Regions from separate parts of the Mus musculus genome. Here region 2 is linked to region 1. The links are chromatin loops, found by intact Hi-C in ENCODE. Cell type or tissue: heart. All regions are shown on one strand.

What was found. Peaks named below come from ENCODE experiments on the same cell type or tissue, not always from the same donor. Only the 100,000 strongest peaks of a DNase experiment are listed, where the experiment ranks them.
Region 2: it touches region 1 in a loop (3-fold over the local background); 19 of 42 quality-filtered maps call a loop at or near these places.

What each region holds. Positions count from the first base shown.
Region 1 is chr11:31,674,173-31,676,672 of GRCm38, forward strand. No RefSeq gene overlaps it. Among named protein-coding and RNA genes, the nearest start is that of Bod1, 3.6 kb to the left of the region's middle. In heart, a CTCF peak has its summit at 1,432 (motif pointing right); no DNase peak of the experiment used is centred here; H3K27ac peaks cover 349 bases.
Region 2 is chr11:32,130,868-32,133,367 of GRCm38, forward strand. All of the region lies in intron 1 of Gm39676 (a long non-coding RNA gene), which reads right to left. Gm51888 (a long non-coding RNA gene) reads left to right here. Exons shown (of 3, transcript XR_003949656.1): 3 at 1-1,505. Among named protein-coding and RNA genes, the nearest start is that of Gm39676, 4.5 kb to the right of the region's middle. In heart, a CTCF peak has its summit at 1,550 (motif pointing left); no DNase peak of the experiment used is centred here.

The DNA.
Region 1 (2,500 bases):
AGCACAATACTTGGCTAAAAGTCCCTGTCCCTTTCCTACTTGTAGAATAGCGCAACCATCCTGACAGGAATGAAGCTATGCTAAAGAGCCTTGAGCTGTGCCCTTTTGACTATCAGAATATTGAGCCAGTAGTCCCTAGTAAATCTAATGGGCTCTCTCTGAAGAAGCTCATGCTAGTAGAGGGAGTATTTAAAGTCTGGTACCAGCCAGCTGGAAAGCTTGTCGCTTGGAACAAGATTCCACACCATTCCGACAACTTTGATGGCCACTTTGCAGGAGACCATATGAACAACTTGACCAGCTTAGTAATTATGCATACCTCTCTTTTTTTTTTTTTTTCCTTTTTGGTTTTTCGAGACGGGTTCTCTGTGTAGCCCTGGCTGTCCTGGAACTCACTTTGTAGACCAGGCTGGCCTCAAACTCAGAAATCCACCTGCCTCGGCCTCCTGAGTGCTGGGATTAAAGGTGTGCACCACCACACCCGGCCATACCTCTTAATCTCAACCTCATGTTAGGTCTCTGGAAGGCAGACTTGGTGCCGTCATTAGGCCTCTCTCCACATGACCACATTGACTAGATCTCTTTCTCTGCTTTTCCAACATGTCTCATTGGTTGGCTGTTTAGAGGTCAGTGAGTGGATGAACCTGGCTTGTTAGGATTGTCATGGCCCAGGCTCTGACTTTAGCAACTCCATTAACTGTCTGATCAGAGTATACGTAGATAAGAATATATTTTAGTCCCTTTCTTAGTTGGGCTTTTATTGTTGTGAAGAGACACCATGACCAGAGCATGTCTTCTAAAGGAAAATATTTCACTGGGGCTGGCTTAGAGTTCAGAGGCTTAATCCATTATCATCATGGCAGGAAGCATGGAGGCATGCAGGCAGACATGGTGCTGGAGAAGGAACTGAGAGTTCTAAATCGAATCAGCAGCCAACAAGAAGAAACATTGAGAGAATAGGTCAGGCTTGAGCATCTGAGACCTCAAAACCCACCCCCAGTGACGCACTTCCTCCAACAAAGCCACTCCTACTCCAACAAGGCCACACCTACTAATAGTGCCACTCCCTATGAGCCTATGGGTCCGTTTTCTTCAAATCAACACAGTCACCACCTTCAGGAAGTCCTAGTATAGCAGTAAATGCTGAGGTGATCTGCCATAGTCTAATAGGAAAGTGATGCTGGACCAGGTTTACAGTCCAGTATTTCACCAATGTTGGGCCCTGTGTGTTGGCTCTTGGAACTCTGGTCCATGACAAGGTGCAGCTCCTGATGCCCTGTATGCTTGCTTTTATAACTGCTATAACCTGGACCTGTTGAGGATTGAAACTAAGGATGAAAGTGATCAAATTATGGGAAATTATTAATTATTATTAATCTAAGACTTGCTAAGGGAAACCAAAAATGCCACCACAAAACATGTACAATAATGACCATCAGAGGGCACTGTTGCTGCATTTATAGCCCAGAGCATTTCAAACCAGGCAGTACTGTTTTTAACTTTGGTCTTGGTAGTAATGTAGTTTCTGGTGGCCTTTAGAAAACTGCTGGTAAGTCTTAGTCTTAAAACTTTTCAAGGATAGAGATTTAGGCACGATGCAGACCTAGCATGTGCAGGGTCTGGGTCCAATCTCCAGCACGGAAACAGACAACACCCCTTTTCTGACTAGTTGCCCCAAACTCAGTGAACTTATGCATATTAGATATTAGGATATTTACATGAGAATAGTCAAAGCCTATGAGAAGGTGGAACCTGCACAAGCCTAAGTCTAGATCTTTCAGAAACTGGAAAATGGGATTGGTGGCTTTCCCAGGATTGTGTGAAAGAATAGAGAATCCATGGGCTTTTCACATCAGGGGGCTCTAGACTGGATTCTGACATCAGCTCATGGTGATAGGTCTTTGAGAAACTGTCAGAGCCAATTCTCCAGGATAGTAGAGAGGCTCTGCAGCCATGGCAATCCTGTTAGCAATATTTCAGATCCTTAGCACATATGTGATAACATAGTGCCGTCCTGGACTTACGCTTTGCTTAGGGGGTTCTTGGACTGACCTCCACCTTCCCCACGAGCTCCAAAGTCCACTAAGCAGGAACTGTGTTCACCGTTGCATCCAAGCTCCCAGTAAATGGGATGGAAGAACAGAAAGAATGAGCGAGTGAATGGGAAATTTACTCTTTTAAATATAAGATATGAGTTTGGATAATGCCTAAATGTCAGTATTTGGAATAGGTGGGTGCAGTCTTGGGACTTGTCTATGGCATATCACTGAACTGGTCTACGAGGCTGGACTAGGAGAAAGCTCAGAGGAGAGAATTGGGTTATTTTGGTATGACTTTTTCTTCTCCCAGCATGAGATTCCTGAAGCTATTCTGATTTCTTTGGGGTTCGTTGTTTCAATAGTCTGGTAGCCAGACTGAGGGACACAGTGTCTCTAGGATATTTTCATTTCTGGCAGGCTGGTTACAGGAACACAGAAGTCATCCTTTACCAGTGAAGGCA
Region 2 (2,500 bases), 460 kb after region 1:
ACACTAGGCTCTACTTGCCAAAAGTTCCTCCCCTTGTTAACACTGCCACATCTACAACCAACTTTGAACCCAACATTCATCAGGGCAAATACTAGCCAAGCCAGAGAATCATTTCAAGCTGACTGCCTTTTCTCTAGTGCCCAGCAGAGTGGCAAGTTCAAGCAAGACCTCTAGCAGGCAAAGACTGAATTGGTGACAGGAACCTGCTGACTCCATCTCTAGCTTATTCTGAGAGTCATTCTCAGTTACCCAGCAGCCAGGGACCTAAGGAGCCTGACAGGGGAAGAGCCCCTTACAAAGAGACAACAGATCTGCTGCCTGGGTGCTGTGTCACACTGCAGAGGACACAGGACAGAGGACAAAGGACAGGAATGCTCCTGGATCAAGCCTCTGTCCCTTGGGATAAGCCGCTTCCTCCATTCTGGGAACAAGGGCAATATCCAATCAAATCCATGTGGACCCTTGCCTGTGGACCCCCCATGAAAGGCTTAGACATTTGTTTTCTTTACACCTTTAATTCCAGTGCCTGGGAGGCTGAGGCAGGGGGATTGCAAGTTTAAGGTCAGTCAGAGCAACATGGAAAGATCCTGTCTGAGAGAAAGGAAGAGGGAGAAGAGTAGAAACAGAGAAAGAAATGTTTAGTTGTGGTAAGATATCCTAACAGTCAAATATCCAGCTTCAAAGCTAATTTTGAATGGCCTTCTCCCCCCTGCCCCCTTATGAGGACTGGTTTGTATATGTATATTTTCCCAAATAGATTACATTCCTGGGATTTCACATGCATTTTTTATCTGCTGAGAGGACTCAATCAGCACTCCTTGGAGGTACAGGACACTCAACCCAGCTGTTTGGGTGAGTGAGGGGACCAGGTAACACAAAAATATAAGGAAGAGAGAGAATTGTTGTCCTCCAGCCGTATTAAGTGTCCTCTCCCATGCCTCTGGCCCACCACAGTTAGCAGCTTCTCTGGCTTAAGAAACAGGCCTGGGGGCTTCGTGCCAGCCACAAGGGCAGTGAAACCTTCTTCAAAGGCCAAGCCCCAGAGGCAGAGCCCCAGATCCAGCATGGCTGAGACTTTCACACATTTCTGTCTTCTGTCTCCTGTGAATGGTGACATACAGTTGGGCACTTTAAACTACTAGCCAGTAGTTATTCCAACATTGACTGGAACTCGAAGGCAAGGAAAGGAAGGGGGCTTCAAGAGCAATGTGGGAGTGAGCCCCTGTACACAGGGACACAGACCAGCCCTTGCAGCTGGTTTCTATTTTCCTTCTTAGCTGTTGGGGGTTCCTACCACAGTCATGTGATTTCTGTGATTAGAACCAGAATGAGCAGGAATGGGCAGACGGGGCAGCCCCAAGAAGTGAGGCAGGTGCACATGTTACTTCTAAACTTCTTTACAACCCCACAGGATGAGGCTATAGAGATGGCTCAGTGGTTAAGAGAACTGGCTGCCATTCCCTAGGACTCAGGTTGATTCCTAACTCCCATATGGAAGTTCAAACACCCATAACTTCAGTTTCAGAGTATCCTATGCCCTCTTCTGGCCTCTTTAGGAACTGCATGCATGTGGTATGCAGGCAAAACACTCACACGCATAAAATAACAATTAAAAAGATTAAAATCTCTACCTCACAGTCCCATCTTGATTGTCAGTGGGATGCAAATGTGCAAAAGCACTCTGTATCAGAGATTAAAAGTTTCTAATAAATTCTAACAATGTTCTCTAGTGAGCATTAATAGATTTATTCTCAGGCATCTGGGGCTGGAGAGATGGCTCAGCGGTTAAGAGCACTGACTGCTCTTCCAGAGGCCCTGAGTTCAAATCCCAGCAACCACATGGTGGCTCACAACCATCCATAATGAGATCTGACGCCCTCTTCTGGTGTGTCTGACGTACTTACATATAATAATAAATAAATCTTTGGGCCGGAGCGAGCAGAGGTCCTGAATTCAATTCCCAGCAACCAAATGATGGCTCACAAACATCAGTACAGCTACAGTGTATGCATATATATAATATGTATTTATTTTTTACATTAAATAAATACATCTTTTTTAAAAATAGATTTGTTTTCTGTACCACAGTCAAGGCAAATCCTAGTACTTTGTGGCCACAATTACCGAAACCATGGAATGAACAGGTGCGTAAGGGGAGGTTTCCTGAGGAGAAATGGGATTCAAGAGCTCAAGTCACCCCTGGGCACTGTACAGTGACAGACAAGAGCTGAACTTCTGTCTTGTGTCCCCATGTGGAGTATTTTCCTAGACCTCTTTTGTGAATTATCATGTTTTGAACTTTCAGCACAAAGCAAGAATTTATCTTTTTCCCCCTCCTGTGTCTGCCTTGTTGAAGTGGGACTTGAACAATGCTGAGCATTTAGAATCTTAAGGCTTTTTTTTTTCTTCTTCAGATAATTCTGGCTTTGTGTCCTTTTCCCATCAGGGAGGGATGGGCGGGGCTTAAGAATGAGGGGCAGCAGAGTCTGCAGATAAAGGG